Regions from separate parts of the Homo sapiens genome. Here region 2 is linked to region 1. The links are chromatin contacts, found by Hi-C or POLR2A ChIA-PET in ENCODE. All regions are on one chromosome and are shown on one strand. The core of a region is the stretch at or near the end of the contact, and the rest is flanking DNA. Distances in the headings are between cores, read along the strand shown. Region 1 overlaps STAT5B (signal transducer and activator of transcription 5B). Region 2 overlaps STAT5A (signal transducer and activator of transcription 5A).

Region 1 (4,054 bases), core at 497-2,996:
CCTAAAACCAACGCAGGGTTTGTATTCCCCCTGGATTCTTCATTACCCCAGGAAAGTGGAACAGATCAGACCAGTTTCCAAGAACAGAAGCACTGCAGGGCAATCTTGCTAAGGGGGCCCTGAGATGTTTCTCTCTGTACTAATCTCTATGTCTTTTATGTACATCAACACAAACCTTCACCCAACCATCTCTGCCATCAACAGCAAATCTAGGGAAGAGACCAATAATACCTTAGAAAAGCACACCTATCCACCGAACCAAAACTAAATACAGAAGGATATGGCAGTTTGCCCCGTTTTCCAGGTAGCTGTGTTCTCTTAATTTGCCATGAATTAAAATGTTTCATTTTTACTTAGACATAACTTGAATATGTCATTTCAAATAACAAAATAAAAACTGAACTGAATATGTTTTAGTTAAAACAATACAAAACTGAAATCTCCTCTTTTAAGAGAGAAACGCTTCATCAGCTGGTTAGTTCCCTTGTTTGCTTACTGGGTGATATGAAACCCAACTACAGCTTTCCAAAAATAATCCCAAGTTGTGGGGTGTCCTACTACCTGTGTTTAAGTAAAACAAGTCCTGCAGAAAAAGTGGATCCAACGAGTAGCAGGTTTGTTAAGAAGCTAAATCTTGGCCAGGTGTAGTGGCTCACACCTGTAATCTCAGCACTTTGGGAGGCTGAGGCAGGAGGATCACCTGAGCTCAGGAGTTCAAGACCAGCTTGGGCAACATATCAAGGCTCTGTCTTTACAAAGAAAGCAAAACAAAAAGTAGTAGCGTGTGGTGGCGCACACCTGTAGTCTTAGTTACTTGGGAGGATGAGGTGGGAGAATCACTTGAGCCTAGGAGTTAGTAGCTGCAGTGAACTATGATTGCGCCACTGCATGCCAGATGGATGACAGAGCCAGACTCATTCTCTAAAAAAAAAAAAAATGTATGAGAAAAAGAAGAAGATAATTCTGGGCCAGGCACAGTGGCTCATGCCTGTAAACCCAGCACTCTGGGAGGCCGAGATGGGAAGACTGATTAGGCCAGGAGTTTGAAACAAGCCTAGGCGACATAGTGAGACTCCATCTCTACAAAAAATTTACAAATTAGCCCAGTGTGGTGGCGCATGCCTGTAGTTCTAGCTACTCAGGAGACAGGCAGAAGAACTGCTTAAGCCCAGGAGTTTGAGGCTGCTGTGAGCCGTGATTGTGTCGCTGCACTCCAGCCTGGGTGACATTGTAAGATCTTGTCCAAAAAAAAAAAAAAAAAAAAAAATCTTATTCTAATTCTGAGAAGAAATGACATTTAATAAGAGCTCATGTCTTAGCAAATCAAAATGTTTGTCCTGCTGGGGAAAAAAAAAAAACAACAACGGTTATCCAGGTATAAAAAGCAATTACCAGGACATTTAACATTAAGATGAACTAAAATTGTGCACAAAATAATTGTCCACATTTACTACAGCACTCATAGTGGGAGTAAATAAAATGCAATTACTTTTGCTAAAGCAACCTACTTTTTCTGGTAACAGACCGTCTCTCACTATACCTCTAATAGTAGATCTACACACAACTTAGCATGGTGTAGGAACTTGAGTGCATGCTCCTACAGCACACAACAGATGCACTGAAAGGCTCCCACCTCTTAACTAACAGCTTATGCTGCAAGGCATCAGCCAGGATAACGGCAGAGCCCTTCTGTGTATGTGTTCTTTCACAGGCGGCACTGTTACCGGAAGAAGCGAAGAGCAGCGATTTCCTTCCAAAAGGTCAGCTGCCTCAGACAGACCAAACAGAAAGCAGCGAATTCTTGCCAACTTCCCCTCCTGCTTCTGCAGCTAGTACGCAATAGCATTTAGTTTCCAGTAAAGCTCCAGATAAAAACAAAGCAAATGTGAGACCCAGAATCTACACAATGTCAGTGTCTCGCTTGACTGAACGAAGGGCAGTAAGATCATATGGAGCTACGCTTTTTCAACGTGGTGGAAGTGTTAGGAAGGTGAGATTAAACATGAAGAAAAGGTCAGGACTGGAACCATCCAGATTTTATACCAATGTCCAGAAGTCTCCATCTAAAAATAAGATGGTAGGCTGGGTGAGGTGGCTCAGGCCTGTAATCCCAGCACTTTGGGAGGCCAAGGCCAGTGGATCACTTGAGGTCAGGAGTTTGAGACCAGTCTGGCTAGCATGGTGAAACCCCGTCTCTACCAAAAATATACAAAATTAGCTGGGTGTGGTGGCGCGTGACTGTAATCCCAGCTACTCGGGAGGCTGAGGCAGGAGAATTGCTTGAACCTGGGAGGTGGAGGTAGCAGAGAGCCAAGATTGCACCACTGCACTCCAGCCTGGGCAACAGAGTGAGACTCTATCTCAAAAAAAATAAAAAGAAAAAGAAGATGGTATTTTAGAGATAATAAATGCAACAACAGATAAGGTCCCTAGTCAACTGATAAAAAAAGAATAAATTTTGAACTTATTCTCAAAATAAAGTCAAGTCAGTCATTCTGCAACATGCTAGGGCACAGGCAAGGTTCAATGCTGACAACCAGTAGATATATATACAATGAATATATAAGTTTCTTAGATTAGACATGGAGAAAAGACTGTAAAACACATAACAAAAAGGGGAAGAGGATAGAAAATATAATTTTTTTTTTTGAGACAGGGTCTCACCCTGTCACCCATGCTGGAGTGCAGTGGCGTGATCTCAGCTCCCTGCAACCTCTGCCTCCCAGGCTCTAGCAATCCTCTTGTCTCAGTCTCCTGAGTAGCTGGGACCACAGGTGTGTGCCACTATGCCTGGCTCATTTTTTGTATTTTTAGTAGAAACGGGGCTTCATTATGTTGCCCAGGCTGGTCTCGAACTCTTGAACTCAAGCGCTCCACCCACCTCGGCCCTCCAAAGTGCTGGGATGACAGGCGTGAGCCACTGCACCAAACCCAGACTTCTTTAAATTAAGAGAGTGTTAAACTACATGAAAGCCTACGCATTCAATCTTCCCAGAGGAGCAAAATTAGACCCTTTTGAGTATAAAAGTGAAGGAGAAGGAAGGGAAAATGATGATTTTAAACATTTTTCTCAACCAGATCGGTTCCCGGCTTAACTATCTACACAAAACTTGCGAGAAAATGTTACGAGCTCCTACCCCATGTCGTTGGCTCTATGTGGTTTCTAACTCGTTAGTTTCAGGTTGTGGTGGCAACAGAGACACCAGGCTTTTTGTGAGACAAGCTCTTGTTCTAAAATGTCTGGGCTTTGATGATGGAGAGTATTTTAACCCCACTCTGAGAATACCTAGTTTGAAATGAAGATAGTATGGAGTTCAAGGAAAAACGTATTAGTTTGTTATGTTAAATTAAGCCACCCACACACCCACACTAGAAACTGTTTTGTGTTGGAAACAAAATAAATGACTTCATTTCCAAGCCCTTCCTATACTTCATCACCAAACCTTAAATAATAGCAAAGGAATAAGCATGGGAAATGAGAAAAATAAAGTACTAGCAGCAGTAGTAATAGAATTATAATAACAGTAGTAGTAATAAATATTCAAGGAGTTTTGTCCACCTTCGGAGCTCAGGCTGTGAACCACAGTGGTTTACTTATTGAAAATCATCACGAGGCCGGGCGCGGTGGCTCATGCCTGTAATCCCAGCACTTTAGGAGGCCAAGGCGGGCGGATCATGAGGTCAGGAGATCGAGACCATCCTGGCTAGCATGGTGAAACCCCATCTCTACTAAAAATACAAAAAATTAGCCAGGCGTGGTGGCAGGCACCTGTAGTCCCAGCTACTCGGGAGGCTGAGGCAGGAGAATCACTTGAACCTAGGAGGCGGAGGATGCAGTGAGTGGAGATCATGCCACTGCACTCCAGCCTGGGTGATAGAGGGAAACTCTGTCTCAAAAAAAAAAAAAAAAAAATCATCAGCTAGTCAAATGAGTTTCTCCTGACAGTGATACCTGCAGTTTAACTCCTTTATAACACGAGCCACAAAATGAATTATCATAAAATGCAATTCACAAATGAATACAAAAAGATTATTTGACAATCCAAAAAAAAAG
Region 2 (3,857 bases), core at 1-2,500, 64 kb after region 1:
ACAAAGAGGTAGAAAAGATTGGGTCTAGGATATGGTGGGTGGACAGGGGCCCCGGGACTTGGAGGGTTGGTCCTCTTGCCTCCTGGAAAAAACAAAAACAAAAAACTGCAGTGAAAGACAAGCTGCAAATCAGCCATGTGCTGCGTGCCTGTGGAATCTGGAGTGAGGGGTAAAAGCTGATCTGGTTTGACTCCGCTGGAGGTGGGGCCTGGAGCAGGCCTTGCGCTGTTGCGTAACTGGCTGTGTTCTGGTGAGGCCTTGCTCCCAACCCCACACGCTCCTCCCTCTGAGGCTGTAGGACTCGCAGTCAGGGGCAGCTGACCATGGAAGATTGAGAGCCCAAGGTTTAAACTTCTCTGAAGGGAGGTGGGGATGAGAAGAGGGGTTTTTTTGTACTTTGTACAAAGACCACACATTTGTGTAAACAGTGTTTTGGAATAAAATATTTTTTTCATAAATTTGCTGCTATGGCTCCTGGTTGGGGCGTTGGTGGCCTCCCTGGGTGATGGGAACCCCTGGAGCTGGTTGTTCTGTTCCTTCCCGCGTGCATGCCTGATGCTGTCATTTTTAGTCTTAAATTTTAACTCTGCCCGCTTTGCTGTGGTTTTCAGGGTGCTGGCCACCCCTGGAATACTGTCAATGCTTCTCAGAAGGGTAAGGAGCCAGTTTAGGGGGCACAGATTCCTTAAAAAGCAGGGGACTCGAGGTTTGGGGAAATGATGGAGATGGGCGCGGGTGGGCAGAACTCTGACCCAGGCTTCTCCTTAGCAGCTGCTGCTCCCAGCAGCCTCGAAGCTGGCGGCTGAGGGCCCGGCGCCAAGATGCTTCTCAACCCTCGGGGCCAGGGGCAGTCCCAGAGCCGCAACAACCGTCCCATCCTCCTCCTTCCCAGAGACCAGCAGGTGGCACCACGCGGCTGCGCTGTTTTCAGCTGGCTGCCGGCGACTGTGCGAGGCGGAGGTGCAGCAAGCGGGACCGGCTCGCCCCGGCTGGACCCCCGCACTGCCGGCTGCAGCCAGTCCCTGCTGTCGCTGGGGCCCTTGGGCTCAGGGACGCGCGCTCCCTGGGCGGGGCTGGGAGCCAGGTTTGCGGGCAGGTTCCTTCTGAGCTCAGAGCTCAAGCGAGGGAGAGGGGCGGCGCGTGGGCCCCAAGAGGGAGGTGCAGGGGGCCCAGAGCAGGGGGAAGGCGGGGGTGGGAGAAGAGAGGAGGGGAGGGGACGGGCAGGTGCCACCGCCCCAGGGGGCTAATCTGATCCATCTCTGCGAGGGAAGGTGCTCGCTCGTAGCTCCCAGGCGCGGTCTCCAGGGCGCTGGGGCACGTGTAGGGGTGGGGAGAAGCCCTGTGGGCGCCCGCGTAGCTGAGGTTGGGGCGCCTTTCCCTGCATTATCACCGCTGGCTGCCGGGGGCCCTGCAGCCACCACCGGGTGTCTGCGTGTTGTCCCCGCTGGGTGAACTGAAGGGAAAGTGATAAAGGAGCCAACTGTGGAAGGGGAGGCCTTGGTGCGGTGGGAGTATCTACCCCCCACCCCGCTTAGGTGGCTTATCTGACCCCAGACAGGACGAGGCCGCTCTGGGGGGTAGGAGGGGGCCGGGGAGGGAGGCCTCCACTCTGACACCTTTCTGCCGTTGGACTATTGACCTCCTGCTCCTCCAGGCACCCCTTACCTCCGGGCTGGTGGCTAACATAAGGGGGTTGGCGGGGGGGATTAAGGCAACCACCTCCTCTCAAGACCCTTTCCGGCCCTTATCCCAGGCCCCACCTGTGTGTGAGGCCCCCTCAGAACTTATGCAGGGGAAAAGGAAGCCTCCACCAGCCAAACAGAGCTGCCATGCTATCAGACGGTTCCTATATAACGTTTATTTCTGGAAGTTAAAGTAGATACAGCAATATACCAAAAAAAAAAAAAAAAAAAAAAGACAAAAAACCTCACAATAATATAAATTTTTACACTATGAAGTACACATTGGAATTTGAATGCAGTGGCCAGGACAGCAGCTTATAAACCACCTTATAGGTAGGTAAGCAACCCACGGGATTCCCTCGGCTGGGCTGGGGATGGGGAGGGGGCAGTGGACAGGAAGCGGGCAGGGCCTGAGGACCCTGTTCTTTAATGGGCCACAACAGGGCTCAGCTCCTCTCAGAACTTTTGCTACAATCAGAGTTAAGACCAGATACATGCTACCTAAGGCCATGAACTTGACAATATCTGCTCCAGAGAAGCCCTGAACCCTCGCCCTAGGTCCCTATGATTTAAACCCAATGGTAAGCCCAAGTCTCACCTTTCTAAATATTCTGTTTATCAGTTAAGCTTATTATGTACTGAAGAGTGTTGCTGGAGAAGTAAGAGCTCTGCATGACACATCAACTGTCTCCAGGCAGGAGGACTGGGGCGAACCCTGTTCATCTTAGAGAAGGTCGTCTCCCCCTTAATTCAGAGACCAGCTAATTTGATTTAACAAACAGAATTCCACAGAAACTCTGATCAGCTGAGGCAAGGTGGTTTTGAGTTGCCAAATCCGGCCATGCCTCTGAGTCAGAGGCAGCCCATCCAGCACGTGCTAGGTGTTCCCATACGCACAGGAGAGGCGAGCTAGCCAGCCAAGGCGGGCAGGCGGGGAGGCCCTCTAGCTGTTCTGCCTCACCTGTGGGGCCCCAGCAGGGAGGAGTCACCAGCCTCAGAGGGAGGCCAGGTATACACCCTCATACGAGGGCAGACTCAAGTTTATCAGTAAGCCTTTGCCCTGCATGAACTGAATGAAGACGCCATTACAAGTGCCACTGGATATCACCAAGAAACTGGCTAAGAACCATATTCCCTGAGCTCAACCAGACACGTCGCTGGGGCCCCATAGTGTGCATCATGTCCAACCTGTAACTCTCTCCCCCTCTTCTTCCATGAGGTCCTGAGACCAGGATTCCTAAAACAAACAGGATGAGGGACCTTTAGACACGCAAGGAGACATGCCTCTAGCAGGATCAGGGGGACTGGGGTCGGGAGGGTGGGGCAGGAAGGAAGCCAGAATCAGAAGTATCCCAGCCCTGATAAGGCACCCACAGAAACAACCTAGCCTCTGAAACAGCAGATCAAGTCCAGGGAGAAAGGGAGTCAAGGTTGTAAGCACCCTCTGCCCAGCCTTACTCACTAAAAGGCCAATACATTACAAAGGAAAATAAGTCTATTTATAAAAAAAAGTCTAAAATGCTTAGATTCTCCTTAAACCTTCCTATTTCAACACCAAAGGCCAGGTTGCAGCTTCAGATGTCTTAAGGGTTTGACCTGAAGCCCGTTTCAGGGATTATATAAATTACCAGCCTGAAGGAAGCTGAATGCTTAAAGCACCAAGGAGGCTGTTAACTGAAGTTTCTTTTTTTTTTTTTTTTTTTTGAGACAGAGTCTCAGACTGTCGCCCAGGATGGAGTGCAGTGTGCAGTGGTGCAATTTTGGCTCACTGCAACCTCCGCCTCTCAGGTTCAAGCGATTCTCCTGCCTCAGCCTCCCGAGTAGCTGGGACTACAGGCGCCCACCACCACACCCAGCTAATTTTTTGTACTTTTAGTAGAGACGGGGTTTCACCGTGTTAGCCAGGATGGTCTTGATCTCCTGACCTTATGATCCGCCTCGGCCTCCCAAAGTGCTGGGATTACAGGCGTGAGCCACCATGCCCGGCTGCTTAAGTTTCTTAAATACAGAAAGGCTATGCTGATACAGTGTTTTTTGCCCTTTAATTGTTATTATTTCTTAATTTAAAAAGAAACCTAGGGCTTAGATAGTCCTATCTTCTATTTGGATGTCAGCAAGGTTAAAAAGTGCAATGCCAGGAGTATGTAGCTATAGGTGGCCTGTGGCATTTGCTTA

Evidence for each region. A loop is a pair of places that touch in the nucleus more often than their neighbours do. ChIA-PET counts read pairs that join two places held with the same protein, here RNA polymerase II (POLR2A). Pooled maps may share reads with other maps.
Region 2: a map of naive thymus-derived CD4-positive, alpha-beta T cell shows a loop between it and region 1 (3-fold over the local background). The contact joins two enhancer-like sites. A Hi-C loop is called at or near these places in 1 of 168 maps with a recorded cell type or tissue (naive thymus-derived CD4-positive, alpha-beta T cell) and 9 of 50 pooled maps. POLR2A ChIA-PET finds 5 or more read pairs at or near these places in 20 of 52 experiments (AG04450, B cell, CD4-positive, alpha-beta T cell and 15 more).

What each region holds. Positions count from the first base shown.
Region 1 is chr17:42,247,030-42,251,083 of GRCh38, forward strand. The region is part of intron 1 of STAT5B (signal transducer and activator of transcription 5B); the gene reads right to left. Among named protein-coding and RNA genes, the nearest start is that of STAT5B, 27 kb to the right of the region's middle. Within about 2 kb of position 1,747, at least 31 of the 41 ENCODE cell types and tissues checked have a DNase peak (open chromatin) inside an H3K27ac peak, as active enhancers do; they include CD4-positive, alpha-beta T cell and CD8-positive, alpha-beta T cell, where a contact is called at or near this core.
Region 2 is chr17:42,311,486-42,315,342 of GRCh38, forward strand. STAT5A (signal transducer and activator of transcription 5A) reads left to right here. Exons shown (of 19, transcript NM_001288718.2): 19 at 1-458. It overlaps STAT3 (signal transducer and activator of transcription 3), which reads right to left. Exons shown (of 24, transcript NM_139276.3): 24 at 1,839-3,857. Among named protein-coding and RNA genes, the nearest start is that of STAT5A, 25 kb to the left of the region's middle. RefSeq lists silencers at 708-847, 918-1,017, 1,138-1,297. Within about 2 kb of position 1,251, at least 29 of the 41 ENCODE cell types and tissues checked have a DNase peak (open chromatin) inside an H3K27ac peak, as active enhancers do; they include CD4-positive, alpha-beta T cell and CD8-positive, alpha-beta T cell, where a contact is called at or near this core.